Linked DNA regions of Homo sapiens: all the other regions are linked to region 1. The links are chromatin contacts, found by Hi-C or POLR2A ChIA-PET in ENCODE. All regions are on one chromosome and are shown on one strand. The core of a region is the stretch at or near the end of the contact, and the rest is flanking DNA. Distances in the headings are between cores, read along the strand shown.

Region 1 (4,299 bases), core at 34-2,533:
TGCCCGCTTTTCTGTGAAGCTCCTGCTTCTCCCGCTTGACTCGCTCTGCCCCGGGTACACAGGCCTTGCTGTTCTCAGGGAAAGCCCGCTGGCTCCCCCACCTTGGCCTTTCCACTTGCCCTCCCAGAACACTCTGCCCCAAACCTTCTTGTGGCTTGCTTTTGACCCCTCTTCCTTCCAGTGCCTTATTTGAATGTCACCTCCTCATAGAGACCTTCCTGACCGTCCTATAACCCTTCTCCTCCAACCCATTACTCTTGGCCCCATGTGTTCTCTACCAGGGCCAGTCACCTGGGACACTTAAAATGTCTGATGCCCAGAGACTGACTCTGTTGGCCTGGGGTGAGCCCCAGGCTTCAGTGCCACCTGGCCTGGGACACGGATCGTCACCCAGTCTCATTGTTCACAGCTCTCTCCTTGAAATTATACATGTGCTTGCTTATTGTCCATGTCTCTGCTAGAGTGGAGAGCAGGGGACTGGCCTGTCTTCGGCCCTGCCATATTCCCAGGTGATTTAAAAGCACCCGCCACACAGTAGGAGCTCAGTGAGTACCTACGAATGAAGGAATGGGATGGTGGGGCTTGAGGAAAGATAGCTCGACTGACCATCAGGATCGATCTGTTCCCAACATCTGGTGAACCCTTGGAGGGTTCTTACAACAAGGGAAAGTTTACCTGATCCGCCAGGTTCACACCTCCATGCTGCCCCGAACATCCCACTCTGGCTGCAGGACCACCTCGGGGTGAGGACGGTGGGTTGAGATGGCAGGAATCACCACGGTCTCCCTGAGATTCAGGTTGCACATTGGCAGAGTCAGAGCTGGAAGGGCAGGAGTGGTGTTGAGTCTGAGCTCTCACCGTGCACATGGGCCCTGAGGCCTAGTGAGGGAAGGAGCCTCGGCTAAGGTCAGGCCGTGGTTGAAGAGGGCCTAGAGGGTAGGAGCTACAGCATGCTGTGTGACCTTGGCCAAGCCTCTGACCTTCTCTGTGCTTTAGTCTCCCCATCTGTACCTGCAGGGCCTGGGCTGAGATGATCCCAAGCCCAGGACGTCAGGAGTTTGTTCCCTGAGTCCTTTCCTGGGCAGCGCTGACTGCGGAGGGCTTGCAAGGGGTTAAGCTCCTCCAGCTCTTGCTCTGCACGCAGACAAACCCCCTCCTTCTGACAAACACTTGTAGGAAATCAGGCTGGGCGCTTCCTGCCGAGGCGAGGCGGCCTCAACCACGGCAGGGGCGGGGAGAGGTGGGGAGCGATGCTGGTCTGTGAGCAGCAGCTTGGGCTGGCAGAACGGCCTGGAGGTGGGCCAGGGCGCAATGGAGACAGGGGGCTCCCTGGGTTTGGAACAAAGAATTCACAGGCAGGTCCCCTGAAACTGGGTCGGCAGGACGGTGGTGGAGCCCGAGAGAGGTAAGGGATTGGAACGGAGGAGGGCCCGGGAGGCCGCTTTCCTTCTGGACGGGCCAGTCACAGACTCTCCGGGACAGTCCAGGCAGCCGGACCAGCCCAGCCAGGAAGTTGCAGCTGCTGGAGCTGCACCGCTTTTCTCTTGGCTTAGGGGATCCCGGCCTCCAGGGCAAGGGTGGATTTAAGGAGGATTTCGTCAAGCCTCAGGATGCTAGATTCCAGTCCTAGCTCTGATTCTGATCTCTTGTGAACTTGGGTAGGCGGGTCCATCTCTGTGCCTGGGGTGTCGTCGTCTGCACCTGGAGAGTTAGTGTCCTTGGTTGCTAAGGGGTCTCAGAGACGATGCAGGCATGGGCAGCAGGCCAGGAGGCAGCGACGGCGCCGGGGGGTGGTCCCTATTGAAGGAGTGGCCCCTTATGCCAGCTGCGTAAGAGCAAGGAGAGGAGCCAAGGACAGTCCGAGGACCAGCAGACCCAGCTCAGCTCTTGAGGATGGCAAGACCAGAGCTGGCAACAGCCAGGGCACCGTTTCTCTTTCTCCTCGGCCTCTGCTGCTGGAGCGGGCTGGGGGCAGGGAGGACACAGAGAGGGAGTGGCTGGTGCTTCCTTGTGGGACTAGAGTCCACACAGCTGGTGGGAACCCCTTGAGAACAGCAAGTCTGTGCCCTGCCAGCAGGTGGGTGGGGGTATGGTTGAGCCTTTTTGGAAGGTCTGGTTACTGATTTGGGGGGTGGTCTTCCTTCCCCATCTCCCTGACACATCTGACAGCCTTGGTTTCAGAGTTGCGGTACCCCAGCTTTGAATCCTCTGTCTGCGCTTCCTGGCTGTGAGGTCTTGTGAGAGCAGGCCATGTCTCTGTGCCTCAGTGTCTTCATCTGGGAGGTGTCAGGGTGTGGGTGGGGGTAGAAGCAGGGTGGCACCCTGGACAGCTCTGGCTGGATGGGAAGGGGCTGCAGAGGGCACGGGGAGGCTGTGCGGGCTGCGTAGCTGTGCTGGCAAAGGAGAGCCTGGGCGTCTGGGCAGTTCTGAGGGATTGAGCCATAAAGGGAAGGGTCCCTGGCTGTGGAATGACTGAGCGGGCGGAGAAGCCCTGTGTGGGTGGTGGGGAAGAAGAGTCCATCCCACCCAGGAACTGAAGATAGACACCTCAGGGGTCTGTTAGACCCTTGAGAGAGCAGGGGCAGTGGCGGCTTGGGTGTAAGAAGGAGATGTGCAGAAGGAGGGTGCAGTGGCTGCTACTTCCTTGTGGGGCCAGTTTCTCCAGGGATGGCGGGGACCCTGAACTCCATAGCCCTCCCCAGCTCACACTGCTGGAGTCTTCACCAAACCCCACTCACTGCCTTTTAGGAGCAGCCCTGCTGCCCTAACGAGGGCTGGCTGGAACAACTCTGCCTTTATCTGGCATGCAGGGACACCTGCCCATAGCTCTCCTTCAAGGTCAGGCCATACTTTCAGACCTACGTGCCTTTGCCTCCGTGCTGTTCCCGCTGCCTGGAATGCCCTCCCCAGTCTTCTCCCCCAAATCCTCATTGTTTCTCAAGCCCACCTTAAAGCTTCCTTTGGTAACACTTCTGTATTGTACTACCCCCCACCGTTTAAAATCTTGGAACACTTTTACTCTTTTCTATATTCTTTGCATCTTACGTAGCGCCTGGTATATAGTAGGAAGTCATAGGGCTTTTTTAAAAAGTTAATTTGCGCCCACTGGGTGCTCAGTATGTATCTTTGTACTTTGAAATGTGACCTCAGGGAGGAGGAGAGAGGTTAACAGTTCTGAGGCTGTTGCCCTTAGAAGCTGAGTCAATCAGGGACTTCAAAGCTCTTTGAGTCCCATACCCTGCCTCCCAACCCACCCTAGCAGGGTGATATCCCCTTGCGATATCAAGAGCAGGTGGTACTTTCTCTATTTTACAGTGAGGAAAATGCAAGCCCAGCTATACACAGTGAGTAACAGCAGCCAGGACTAGCACCTGTCTCCTGATGCCCAGCCTGCTTCTCTATCACAGCATCGTCCCAGCCTGAGGTTGGCAGGTAGTTGGCACTAACGTGTGTTTGTTGACTGACTAGCTGACTGGCCAGTTCTGGGGCTTTGTGGTGAGGAGGGCCATGGCTCGCATGGAAGGCAGAGGCCTGGCTCAGGAAAGGCTCACTGGTTTAGGCGCCTGGGGGCAAGTGCGAAACTCTAGTCAGTCACTGCAGCTGCCTCTGACGTGCACCTTCCCCTGGTTACAGTGAGATTTCTGCCACGACTGAGTCATCCCAGAAGACAGGATGTTCCTCTTTGTGCACCCAGAGGGCTCTGTGATTGGGCAGGCTGCTCTGTGGCAGAGCTAGAAAAAAAGCCCTTTAAAAAGTCAAAAAACCGCACACCTCCCCCGGCCCCTTCCTCAGCAGAGGCTTCAGAATCAGAAAAGCAACAGCTAAATTGTAGCCTCTTCTCCACCTGCCATAACAGCAGGAGCCAGGAGGCCTAGTGAACTTCAAAGGGCAGGCCCTGCCTGAGGCCCTGGTTTAAAATGCAGATTCCTGGGCCCTATCCCAGGGCCACTGAGTCAGGCTCTCTGCAGGTTGTTTCAGGAAACTGCACGCTTAGAGGATTCTTAAGCACACTGAAGCTTAAGATCCCTGGCAGGGATTTCCAAGAAGGGTACAGGCCCTGCAGAAGGTATGAGAAGCAAGGATTAGAGCTTCTATTTAAAATATAGTTGACCAGCTGGGTGGGTGGCTCATGCTTGTAATCCCAGCACATAGGGAGGCCGAGGCAGGAGGATCATTTGAAACAAGGAGTTCAAAACCAGCCTGGGCAACGTGGCAAAACCCCATCTCGACAAAAAAAAATTTTTAAAATTAGCCAGGCATGGTGGCGCATACCTGTGGTCTTAGCTACTCAGGAGGCCG
Region 2 (4,379 bases), core at 1,462-3,961, 6.5 Mb before region 1:
AAAGTAATGGAAACATGTGAGTCTCCGCCGCAGACAGAGGCAAAGAGAGGTCCTAAGGTTGGCATTCAGGGCCTTAGCCTAAGTTTCAGATCAGCTTTCCCTGACCTCCATCCTGTTTCTCCTTTCTGCTGGAGCCCTTATCTTGGGTTCCATGACTGACAGAGAACAGCGCCAGGCGGTAGCTGACCCTCCAAAGGTAGTGGGTGATCAGTCTTAGGGGACGGTGGCTCAGCACCAACCACGTGCCAGGCAGGCTTCCCACGTTCATCTCGTGGCCCTTCCAGAAGCCACTGCCATGATTAGGGTCGTCCCTGTTGACAGATGAGGTGACAGGTTCCAAATGAATCCACCATTCCAGTGGTCCAAAAACCGGCCCTACATGGGATCACCCCTGGGCTTGTGAAAACTGGGAGCGCTGGGTGGGCCCCACATGGTTTGAGTCAGTAGTTCTGGAGTGAGGCTGGAGATTTTGCATTTATAAGAGCTCCCAGTCTAGGCTGATGCTCCAGGTCTGGAGCTACACTTTGAGAACCACTGCCCTATGCAACAGTGCCTCTTATGAATAAATTTTAGGCCCTTAGGGAAACCTACAACTCACCATAGACCACCTTCCATCGCAGGGATCTATATGATGTATTTTCTCCCTCGTAACAGTATTAGAGAGTTGCTTTCCTGACTGTCTGCCTGGTGTCCAACCCTCAGAGGGAGTGAGCCCCAGACACTACATTCAGTCATCTCTGAGTGCACCTCCTGTGCACTGCATGACGTGTGCTTTCTAAAGCATGCGTGCATCTGTCAAGCAAAAGGTCAAGGAACCGTTCAAAGATGAATTTGCTCACTTAAGTGATGACCAGGAGAGGGATCAGTCAGGGCTGGGAAGCTTGCAGAAAACTGCCAGAGGCTTCCAGAAAGGGAATGTACAGGGCTAGGGCTAGAGATTGGATGACGGGGGCAGACAGGACAGGGTCTTTAGCACATAAGCATGCTGAGAGGGGAGTGATGGGGCAGCCACACTCAGACAGGGAGCCACCTGCCATCACTGCTATAATCAGAGGGGCCCTGGTGTGGAGGGGAGCAGAGACCTGGGACAAGGAGCTGAGGGAATCGAGAGCTTCTGGAAGGCCTCCCCATTTTATTGACCCAGTGAATCCATGTGGTTTCTCTGTCACACTCTAGCTGGCTTGAGCAAAGGGAGAGCGTCCTCACTCATGTTGCACACATTACTGCCTTTACTAAGTCATTTAACAATGACATTCATAGATGAGGGTATTTCTGGTGTTGAAATAATCACAGCTGCCACTTATTAAGTGCCTGTTACATGCTAGGCACTTTACATCATCTTACTCAATCCTCCCAGCAACTCTGATAAGGTGGCACTGAGATTGTCCCCATTGTACAGACGAGGAAACTGAGGCTAAGAGAGGTTAGTCAGCTTGGCTAAGGTCCCAGTCGCTAGGAAATGGCAGGGCTATTGTCTTTCCATCTCTAAACTGCTGCTTTCCACTCTACCATCCTGCCCTCATTTCCTGAACACCTGCTCTGTGCAAGGCCCTGTGTGCAACCACAAAATGAATCATTCAAGTAGTCATGTATTCAATAACCCTTTTTTTCAGCACTTACTATTTTTATGGGCTTATTTATTTATAGCATGCCTTATTTCAGAAAGCACTTAACTTCTTTATTTGATATACAAGCATAAAATTTTACAGGAGTGGTCATGTGACAAGCATCAAACGAAAAACAGAAGTTGGAAAGGTCAGAAGCACCCAGGAATGACAGGTATACAAGTGTGGACCTTGAGGTCCTATATGCCATGGGGACAGGCCACAAATTGCCCTCTGACCTTTCTAGCAGCTAAAACTTGATCCCACGCAATTCAGTGTCCATAAGACACTGGCACACCATTGCTGAGGCAAATCAAAACTCTATTAGGCCCTGAGACCTGAGAGGTATTTTTTTAGAGAGTTGGCATGAAGAGAACACTGTTAAACGTGAGGAACAATGTCCCCAAACAGCCTCCCAATTGCACGTACGGCACAAGTCTCAGGGGCCGTTTCCTGTACCCGCTCCCCACCGCCTCCCCACTCCTACTCCGTGCTGGCCCAAGTCCCATAGCAGGAAAACAGCTCAAAAAAGAGAGAGCCGAGACAAGGCCAGGCAAGCACACCACCCTCTAGCTTCATCCACGTGTGGGGTTTGCCGCAAACATTGGTAATAGATGCTAAATTCAGGTCCCAGGTAAGTTTTGTTTGGTCTGAGCTGTGTACTTAAATGGCTTGAATTAGTTGTCAGCTTTAAACAAGTTTCACCTTTTTAAAAATTCAGATTTTTGGCATTCTCTTTTTAAAAAAGAGGGACTTGACAACATGGGGCCCACATTCCCAAAGGACAAGAATTTGCTAGAGCCAGTCGTTTTCCAGTCCCCGCATGGTCCCCTGGAGGCCTTTCTTTGCTTTGAACTTTCCTACCTGGCTCTGCAAGGCGTCAGGGGTTTGCAGCCTGTTTTAGGATGTTTTGAGCCCTGGCACATTTGTGTGCAGAAGGATCACCAGGAGACTTGTTTATAGCACAGGGTCCCTGGTCTGGCTCCTTGGATTTGGGGTGGGGCTCAGACAGGCATCCTTCTACCAGGTGACTGTGATGCTTCCGTCTCTCCTAACAAGCACGGAAGACTGGGTGGGGCCTGTGGGGGACTATACAGCTGCTCAATGCTACTGACTCAGATAAACAGATGACTAGTTTTCTTTCAACACAACAAATATGGCAAATATAGTGGGGTTCCGAGTTCAAGGTTATACTCCCCGAGGTGCCTGGAGTGCAGCTCCTCTAAGTGGCTGGGTGGGTCTTGAGTCGTGTGCTGTAAATTATGGTGGCGCTCCACCTGGGCTGCACCTTGAACCACCCGGGGAGCTTTTCAACCCACACTCTTCACCCCATGCCTAGGCCACATCCAGGCCAATCAAACCAGAGTCTCTGAAGATAAGAACACAGGCATCAGCATGTTAAGGTTCCCGGGGTGATCCCAAAGTACGGCAGGTGTGCGGGCTTAAGATTGAGCAAGGTTCTCTAGGCCAATACCTTCTCTAGATATTGACTGTAGCTGGACCAAGTTCCTCAGAGAGGGGAGGGGAGGGAAGGAGAGGAGAAGAAGGGGAAAGGAGGGGAGAGGAGGGGAGAGAAGGGAAGAGGGCGGGAGAGGCAGATGAGTAAATGGATCCTTACACTAACTGTGATGAGCAGAAACCCAGGCGCTCTGGGGCATGAGCAGGGATACCTAACCCAGCCCTGGGGGCTCAATCTCTCCCCACCCCTGCAGGAGAGGCTTGGGGTGAGTTTTGGGAATAAGGACCATCCAGCCACATGACGAAGGGGAAGGAAAATCCCCATCAAGGCAAAAACACAGTCCAAGGCTCTGAGGCCCAAATTCCGGGGAGAGGGGTGAAGGTTGTTTGTCGCACCTGGGTTAAAGGGTGGGGGTGGAGAGTAGGAGAAGAGGCTACACAGGTGAGAAGGTGTCAGATCACAAAGGGCCTTGTATGCCAAACTAAGAAGACTGAACTTGACCATGAAGTTAGGCAGACCCTCTGGAGAGTTTTAAAGCAAGGAGTCGTGTGGATGAACAAACCTGTGATGGGCTGGGGTTACCAAGGAGGGCTTCCTGGAGGAGGTCAGACTTGAGCTGAGGGAAGGATAGGATTTGGAGAGCTGACATTCTGATGAGCGGCTTCGGTTAAAGCTCACAAAAACCCTTCCCTCCCCCATGCCCTTTGAAATCATTTGAATCAAAGATTGCGTGTGTTAAAGACATGTTTGTCTGTTATCTGAAAGCTGTGGTTTCTCTTTAACAGATTCAGGGCCTCATCCTTTGACTCGGAACCAGGAAGGAATTAGGAGCGAGTCCTCCTGCCCAGAGAGCTAATTACTGAAATTCAGTGGCCTCACCAGGGCGAGTGGCGTCACCGGCCTGCATCCCCCAACAGCTCCTAATTTCTAACTGGTCAAAGTTAGACATTTCAGTACATTTTTATGGGCTGCCCAAAGCCAGCTGGAAGCTTTTTTTCCATAAACTCTCCCTGAGACAAGTAGCCAGGTTTCACATATTAAAATGAAAACGTCAAAAGCGTTAACAGGAAAAAAAAAAAAAAAAAAAAAAGCAGGCTCATTTGTGAGGCCTCAGCTCACAAAACCTGAATCAGGGTCCAACAGCATCTGCCTGTTTTTATTCTGCAAAGCTGAGATCAAGTTAAAAGGATGATGATAATCACTTGTTTATCTATTCACTCAGCAAACACTTATGGGACATTTACTGGGTGCCAGGTCTTGAACTGGGCACTGAGATGAGAAGCTGCCTGAGGCATGATGGTCCCATCCCACTGCCC
Region 3 (4,156 bases), core at 824-3,323, 7.0 Mb before region 1:
TCTGGCTCATTCACGAAGATGAACTGGTGACTTTTCAGTTCACTAGGTTGATTTTCTTAAAACTGAATGGAGAAGTGAACTGATTAGGTTGCTGGTGTCTGTATAATGTGTGTATCTTTGTTGCAGGTTTGTTTTTTATTCTGCCATGCACTGACAGCTTCATCAAAGTGGACATGAGAACTATTTCATTTGATATTCCTCCTCAGGAGGTAAGGTTTTCTTTGAATAACTGAGGTATCATATGTGAAAGTGCTTTACAATGAGGGACAGAATAGTTAGAGTGTAGGCTTTATTTATTTATTTATTTTAAATTTTTGTTTGTTTGTTTGTTTGTTTTAATTGGAATCTTGCTCTGTCACCCAGGCTGAAGTGCAGTAGTGTGATCTCAGCTCACTGCAACCTCCGCCGCCTGGGTTCAAGTGATTCTCGTGCCTCAGCCTCCCGAGTAGCTGAGACTATAGATGTGCGCCACCACGCCCGGCTAATTTTTTTGTATTTTTAGTAGACACGGGATTTTGCCATGTTGGCCAGGCTGGTCTCGAACTCCTGACCTCAGGTGATCCGTTCTGGCCTCCTAAAGTGCTGGGATTACAGGCATGAGCCACCGTTCCCTGCCAGAGCACAGGCTTTAGACCTTGACTGCCTTCAGCATTTCTAGCTCAGTGACCTTAAGCAAGTTCTTTAACTTTTCTGTGCCTCAGTTTCCTCATCCAGAAAATAGACATTTGTAATAGTAAGAACTACTGTATAAGGTGGTTCTGAGAAGTGAGATATATGTGCCAAGTGCTTAGAGCAATGGCTGACAAATAGTAAGTGCTATATAAGTTCTTACTGTTACTATTACAGTTGGCCCTTTGCATGCATGGGTTTTGCATACAGGGATTCAGCCAACCGCAGACTGAAAATATTAGGAAAAAACTCCACAAAGTTCCAAAAAGCAAAACTTGAATTTGCCATGCATCAAGCATGGCATTGAATCCACATGAATAAAGTGATGTGTAGGTATTGTATTGGATAATAGAAGTAATCTAGAGATGATTTAAAGTGTACAGGAAAATGTACATAGATTATACGGTTGGCTCCATGGATCAAAAATATTTAGGGAAAAAAGCAATTGACAATGATACAATAATACAAATTTTTAAAAACGGTGTAGTATAGCAACTATTTATGTAGTATTTACATTGTGTTAAGTATTATAAGTACTTCAGAAAGGATTTAATGTATAAAGGAGGATGTGCATAAGTTATATGCAAATATTGTGCCACTGTATATAAGAGACTTGAGCATCCTTGGATTTTGGTATCCTCTGAGGGTCCTAGAATCAATCTCCCACAGATACCGAGGAATGATTATTACAAAACATAGTGTAATGCTAATGTAAGTATAATAATATCATCATTGTTATTACTATCAACATTTTTACTACCACATTTCTCTTCTATGGGTTTCTGATAGAAAACCCTATTAGTTCATTATTTTTTTTCTTAAGGTTTTATTCTAGATAAATTGGTTAGAAACCAAAGAATTAGAAACTGCTTGTTGGGCATTTTAGATAAAACATAATATTTTATACTAGTGATTATTTTGTGCCTTTTCAAACTACTTCACAAGTATTATCATAGATGAAACTCATGGCAGAATCCCTAGAAAGTATATAGTTGCAGTGAAACAAAGGAATTCCTCCAGATTACAGTGGCAGAGCCAAGACTAAAATTGAGCTCTTCGGATTCTTTGTATAGTGCTGTTTTTTCCACAGCTCCATGCTAAATGCATTGTACATGAGCTCCCTCATAGCCCCCGAAAAAGTGATGGCCATCCTGGGAACCATGTCCTTAGGAGACTTAATAACCGTTGCATACAGAAAACCTGAAAACATCATGAAGGGGGAAGGACAGAAGAATGCTGTCAGTGTTTCCTGGCCAAAGGCCAGATACTCAGCATGGTGATGGAGCCTGGCCATGTTGCCTTCTCATGTCACAAATACCAGAAACCAGCTTAGGAACTTCCTTGTTGGTACTGATCCAAGAAGTGGGTGGGGTCAGACTTTATAATCCACCCAAAGTTAGTGATGCCAGGAATCATTTTGCCCACATTTTACTCATAAGAACAAGACTGAGAGTATCACTGTATTCTCTGTGTGTTTTCCCATCGTCTAAGGAAGATTGAGTCTCAGAAGGAGCCCTTCAGGGTAGCTGGACATTCTGGCATTTTCCACTATAAACATTACAGACATCTGGCAGAGTTGCTGTTTAAGCTTCTGCTTTCCAGTGGCCCTCTCCTATTCTGCAAGCTGCTGAATGCAAAGCAGATTGGAACTTGGCAGCAATCCTTTTTCTGATCCCCTGTGAAGTTTCTGTGAAGGGAGATAAACCCTTGCCGATGATAAACAGTAGGCAGAGAAGCTGTAGCTTTAGAAAGAAGCTGTGGCAAAGTCAAAGTGGCAAGAATTTGGGAATGACACACATTTTCCCATCATGTCATGGGAAATAATTAGTTTTCATACAAGATGGTAATACACTGTACATTTATTTATAAATCCTCCACTTCTCTTCCATGTTAGAAGTATTTTGAGATTACTAAAAAAGGATCACTGCTTTGATGTCTGGCAGGGCTAAACAGCCATGTTACAACATTGTTATTATTACCTTCCATTTTCATAGCTGTTTACTCTTTCAAAAGGGCTTCATTCACAAGTATGTTCTTATTTGATCTTCACAGAAATTTGGATAGAATTAGGCAGTATTATTAGCGCCATCTCACAAATGAGGAATCTGTTGGTCAAATGGGTTAAAAACCTTGCTAGAGGCCATCCAGGGACCTGAAGGCAGAGATGGGACTCAGTTCAGGTCTCCTAACTCTCACTGCTGTGTTCCTCATCGGTCACTGTTCTCAGGACCACATTTCAGTTCAGCTCCTCTCTCATTTATTGACTACCCGCTATGTTTCAAGCACTCTGCCAGTGTTAGAGTTACAAAGAATTGCCCTGAAGAAATTCATAGTCTAAGAGAGAAGTAGAAATGTGAATAAATAATGTCACTACAGTAAGGTGCAGTGGATGTGCAAGGGAAGAGTGCTTAACTCTGCCAAGTAAGCCAAGAAAGTTTCACAGAGAGAAGGACATTTAAATGATCAGTAGAAAGGTGCCAGCCTGATGTTGTTAGTGAGAGAGGCTGGAATTCCCAGGCTGGAGCAATCTTCCTGCCTCAGCCTCCTGAGTGGCTGAAACTACAGGTGTATGCCATCATGCCCAGCTGGCTTGTTTATTATTATCTAAATTAACTTATTACAGTTAATCAAGTCAGTGTTTTATTCAGTAAAGTTACCACCATTATCCAAGATGAAATAATAAGACAGCTCTTACGTGCCAGGAACTTTTCTGAGCACTTGAATGTATTTAACGCATTAATTCTAGCAAGAATGCAAAGTAGGTACTATAATTAATCTCTACTTTACAAATGAGAAAACTGAGTCCCAGTGAGTTTTAAGTGATGGATGTAACTATTTTCCTGGAGCCTCTCACTCAGATAACTTCTTAGCTTAAAACAAAAATATGTCATGTTTAGCATTTTTATGTAGCATGCTGTAAAATATGTTTTGATGCTGACCTTGCCCTTTAAAAACATTCCCCATGCACTTTTTGTTCCAGTAATATTGTGGAACTTGTAGTTTATCAAACCTTGACTCTCTAGTGCCTCTCTCTTGAATATTCTTCCACTCCACCCAACACCCTCAGAAAAATTGTATTCCTTTCTTCAAGATTCAATTCAGGTATCACCCCTGCCACCCACAGCTGCCCCTAAGAGTTTCCTTTGATTCCCTAACCTCCTTCAAAGGAGGAACCAAGTTTTTTTCCTACCTTAATCCCTGGTACCTAGTACAGTGCCTGCTGTTGAGTGATATCTCAATATTATTTGTATGATTGAATGAATTAATGGACTTGAATAATTTATTTTATTAAATTTTAAAAGATATAATTAACTTTCTGATGCCTTACTAAAGAAAATCAGCTAGTGTTATAAGATATTCTGTAGAATAACATTCCTTACAGTTATGTTAAAAAAAAGTCGTTGACAGATGTAAAATTGCTTCCTTCATCTTGTAGATCCTCACAAAGGATTCAGTGACAATTAGCGTGGATGGTGTGGTCTATTAC
Region 4 (4,063 bases), core at 623-3,122, 7.0 Mb before region 1:
TAACTTCATCGTATTGGAGTTTAGACACAACAGCTGACCAGCATTAACGTTAAAACACAGATCATAAGACTGACAGAACAGACTGTTTGTGACAATAAGATACCAAATTATAAACAAATTATACCTAAGGTCATGCCAGGCAAAGGTTAAGGCACACATCCCTTCACTTAGAGAATAAACTGTGTTCTAACTGCCACAAGGTTGTTCTCTTTCTCTAGCAGCTTAACAAGCACTGGCCTCGAGATAAGCAATATTAAAACAATTTGCAGCTCCACCAGATGTGGCCTAATGGAACCCCTATTCCACCAGCCATCATTACAGCTTTAATTGGACAAGAGGCTGATTTCAGTAACTTTCTCCTCATAGGAAAACTACCGACCATGGACTGGCTCTGGCTAGTTTACACAGACTGCATACTTGCACACCTTCCTGTCCTGAAAAGACCTTTTGACGCATGGGGTCTAACTGTAATACATGTATTGTTATTATTTTTTAGAGTCCATCAGGCTGGAGTGCAGTGATCTGATCATACATCACTGCAGCCTCCAACTCTTGGGCTCAAGTGATCCTCCTGCCCCAGCCTCCTGACTAGTTGGGACCGCAAGCACACACCACCCCACCTGGCTATTTTTTTTTTACTTTTTGTAGAGATGGGGACGTCACCATGCAGGCCAGGCATTTAACATTTAATTGGTAACTCTTCACTCCAAAATGAACATGGGTTGTATGTTACATGCATGTTTGCTCAATGGGCATGCGTCAGGACCACCCTCATGAATATTCATAGCTCCTCCTGTCACCTGCTGAATATGCATGTCTACCCAAGCTGTTCAGCATAAAGCCGCTACTCCAACCCCTCCTCCAACGAAATGCCTGTCTCTGGTCCTGGCCATTCTCCAGCCTGCGGAATGGCCACCTTGCAGGCTGTAACCCCTTACAAGAAATAAAGTCTCCTCTCCTGTTTTTTTGTTTTTTGTTTTGTTTTTTTGAGACGGAGTCTCGCTCTGTCACCCAGGCCATCTCGGCTCACTGCAACCTCTGCCTCCCAAGTTCAAGCGATTCTCCTGCCTCAGCCTCCCAAGTAGCTGGGATTACAGGCGCGCGCCACACGCCCGGCTAATTTTTGTATTTTTAGCAGAGACGGGGTTTCACCATGTTGGCCAAGCTGGTCTCGAACTTCTAACCTCAGATGATCTACCCGCCTCGGCCTTCCAACGTGCTGGGATTACAGGCGTGAGCCACCGCGCCCGGCCTCCTCTCCTTTTCCAAATTTATACATTTTGATTTTCTTAACACACCTCACTCGAGTTCGTTCACTTCGGCTGCGGCGTGATCTGCCGGCCCTCTCAGCTCAGGCTGACCTCAGCGCCCTCACTTCGGCCACTTCTGTGTCCCTCAGTCTTCTCCCCTCAACTCGGACCTCGCGCCCTCATGACAGGGCGCCATTTTCTTCCCTCTAACTCCTCAGCCCAGAGGAGGCGCCTTGGTCCCGTACCTCTGCCCGGCAAGGCGACTTTTCTTCACTTGCACTTTTGCCTCGGGTCATCCTCTGCTGCTACCTCCCCACTATCCTCACCATCTGCTCCACGTCCCGTGGCTTCCGCCCTCCCTTCCGGTGCAGGGCCCCGGCCTCATACCCACAGCCTTGGGGGCTCTCGCCCCTCAGGCCACGCCCCTCAGGCCACGCCCCTCAGCCCACAGAACTAGCGGGAAGTGACTGCGAAGCAGTCGCGCCGTGGAGGGACAGGAGGGCGGGGATTGGGAGGTGGGTCCTCCTCGATCCTGGGCGTTGATTGGCCAACTCTCACGAGGGCGGGACCTCGATTGGGGGCGGGGCGGCAATCTGGGTCTTGTGCCTCTGGCTCCTCAGGGCATTCCCGGCGGCTCCGGGTTTGGCAACGAGGACGGGGGAGTGCGACTGCGTCTCGGGCAGCATGGCCGAGAAGCGGCACACACGGGACTCCGAAGCCCAGCGGCTCCCCGACTCCTTCAAGGGTGAGTCCCGCGTCCCCTGACCCTCCCCCGTGGACCGAGCCCCCGCCCGCAGCGTGCGCTCCGAGGTCTGACAGCCGGGCTCCTGGCCAGTCTCCGCTGCTTCGGGCTGGGCGAGATCTCAAAGCCGCGGCTCCTCCCTAGTAAACTGAGCATCACGAACCCTGTTTGGCAGACTGAGGTCACGATGGAGGGGTGGCGGGCTGCCAACGGCACGTTTCCCATCGCACGGGCCCTGGTTATCTCGCGGCCGCCAGATGCCAAGCCCCATGCCAGGGCTGCACTATCTCGTGTCACGCACGCGGACTAGGAAACGCAGAGGGAACTGGCAGCCAGCGAGGCGGGGACCGGGACCCCACATCTCACCCTTTGCCCACTCCCCTTCTTTCCCGACTCACTCTCTCGAAGGCCGCCTCCTCCACCCAGCCCTGGCCTGGCCCCAGGGTGAACCCCCTCCTCCCCCAATCCCACCTCCCGAAACTTAGACCGATTTGCAGAAGGAAGAAGTCTCTCTGGCTTTCTTCTTACCTCTCTTTCTAGCTCCACTTTCTGCCCCATTTTTCCCCCTCCGCTTTCCTCTGCGTTTTGGAGAACTCTCCTTCCCGGCTTTTGTTCCTCGCCAGGAACCCTGAGTTCTCCCACCCTCACCCCCACCCTCCCTTCCCAGTCTTCAAGGCAGGAGCTGTAAGTGGCTCAGTCTCGTTCCCCTGTGGAGGAACTGGTACTCTGGGGAGGGGGTTCCAATAAAGAGAGATGGTGGACCTCTCAGGAGTCCTGGTACCCACTCAGGAGCTCTTAGTGATCCAGAGGAATTACAGTGTTTCTAAAGATGGAATTTCAGGCAGGATGGCAGTGAAAGCAATTTAGAGGGCTGGGTGGTCCTTTCCAGGACCCCTCAAAGAACATGACATTGGAGTCATCTATTCTGATTATTTGTAAAGCCAGCTTTATCCACAGCATCTTAGCTATAAGTTCCATTTCCCTTGTCCAGGGATCCCTGTGTTCAGTTCCTTCCCAGGAGCATCAAAGGAATTACAGAAATCTTTATTCCTCACTTTTTGTCTACTAATAACGTTGCAGGTTATCTTCCCAAATGGAGAGTGTAACAGGGAGGAGTTGATGAGAATAATGGCAACCACAACAACAAAAATTGAAACTAAATAGGTCAGGCTCCGTATCACTTTTTTTTTTTTTTTTGAGACGGAGTTTCGCTTTTCTTGCCCAGGCTGGAGTGTGATCTCCGCTCACTGCAACCTCCGCCTCCCGAGTTCAAGTGATTCTCCTGCCTCATCCTCCCAAGTAGCTGGGATTACAGGCGTGCACCACCATGCCCAGCTGATTTTGTATTTTTTGTAGATACAGGGTTTCACCATGTTGGTCAGGCTGGTCTCAAACTCCTGACCTCAAGTGATCCACACGCCTCGGCCTCCCAAAGTGCTGGGATTACAGGCATGAGCCACCGCGACCCCCCCAGTGCCACGTATTTTATGTATATATTATTTTATTGAATCTTCACAACAGATGATGTGGTAGGTATTCTTATCCCCATATTATACTTGATGAAACTGATAGTCAAAGAAGTTAAATTACTTAAAGTCACTTAGTTTGTATTTAAATCTAGATTTGACTGATTCTAAAACTTGAATAGGGAAAAAATGGGTGGTAACTGCCTCTTCGATAGTTAGTTGTCTTTTCCTAGATAAAAAGGTGGGTATTAGCATGCATTCCTCAATACCCTGACCTCCTGGTGGGAAACTGCAGTGGCAAATCTGCTTGGAGTTCTTTGAGAATCAACATGATCTTTGTACTTAATGTTTATTTACAGACAAGTGGTCATAGATGAGTTTTTAACTTCCAGTTTTTTTCCTTGGTTCTACACTTAACTACTGTTTAGACAGAAATCTTTCAAGATCTAATGAAAACCACCACTTCCTCTCAAAAATTAGACATACAAATAAAATTTTGCATAGTCTGTGTTTTTTTAATGTAAACCTAACAAATTTGACGCTACTAGGAAAGGTATTGCTGGAATTTATTAAATAGAGGTTATTGAATGCTTTCCCTGTGCCAA

The links. A loop is a pair of places that touch in the nucleus more often than their neighbours do. ChIA-PET counts read pairs that join two places held with the same protein, here RNA polymerase II (POLR2A). Pooled maps may share reads with other maps.
Region 2: a pooled map shows a loop between it and region 1 (5-fold over the local background). The contact joins the enhancer-like site here to the promoter of AKNA in region 1. A Hi-C loop is called at or near these places in 2 of 50 pooled maps. POLR2A ChIA-PET finds 5 or more read pairs at or near these places in 2 of 52 experiments (activated T-cell and endothelial cell of umbilical vein).
Region 3: a pooled map shows a loop between it and region 1 (4-fold over the local background). The contact joins the enhancer-like site here to the promoter of AKNA in region 1. A Hi-C loop is called at or near these places in 1 of 168 maps with a recorded cell type or tissue (natural killer cell), 1 of 37 single-sample maps with no recorded cell type and 2 of 50 pooled maps.
Region 4: a pooled map shows a loop between it and region 1 (5-fold over the local background). The contact joins the promoter of STOM here to the promoter of AKNA in region 1. A Hi-C loop is called at or near these places in 1 of 168 maps with a recorded cell type or tissue (natural killer cell), 1 of 37 single-sample maps with no recorded cell type and 3 of 50 pooled maps.

What each region holds. Positions count from the first base shown.
Region 1 is chr9:114,384,966-114,389,264 of GRCh38, reverse strand. It overlaps AKNA (AT-hook transcription factor), which reads left to right and starts at 1,283. Exons shown (of 22, transcript NM_001317950.2): 1 at 1,283-1,405. It overlaps LOC124902253 (a long non-coding RNA gene), which reads right to left and starts at 1,215. Exons shown (of 3, transcript XR_007061742.1): 1 at 1,012-1,215; 2 at 676-820. RefSeq lists enhancers at 991-1,280, 1,321-1,450, 921-1,656, 2,471-2,620, 3,391-3,450 and 2 more.
Region 2 is chr9:120,890,048-120,894,426 of GRCh38, reverse strand. It overlaps a transcript of PHF19 not described here. Among named protein-coding and RNA genes, the nearest start is that of PHF19, 15 kb to the right of the region's middle. RefSeq lists an enhancer at 1,587-1,806. Within about 2 kb of position 2,711, at least 10 of the 41 ENCODE cell types and tissues checked have a DNase peak (open chromatin) inside an H3K27ac peak, as active enhancers do.
Region 3 is chr9:121,349,273-121,353,428 of GRCh38, reverse strand. STOM (stomatin) reads left to right here. Exons shown (of 7, transcript NM_004099.6): 4 at 127-209; 5 at 4,106-4,156. Among named protein-coding and RNA genes, the nearest start is that of STOM, 19 kb to the left of the region's middle. Within about 2 kb of position 2,073, at least 24 of the 41 ENCODE cell types and tissues checked have a DNase peak (open chromatin) inside an H3K27ac peak, as active enhancers do.
Region 4 is chr9:121,368,059-121,372,121 of GRCh38, reverse strand. It overlaps STOM (stomatin), which reads left to right and starts at 1,872. Exons shown (of 7, transcript NM_004099.6): 1 at 1,872-1,995. The coding sequence starts at 1,935. It overlaps LOC102723324 (a long non-coding RNA gene), which reads right to left and starts at 2,229. Exons shown (of 7, transcript NR_187160.1): 1 at 2,156-2,229. RefSeq lists enhancers at 1,358-1,447, 907-1,867.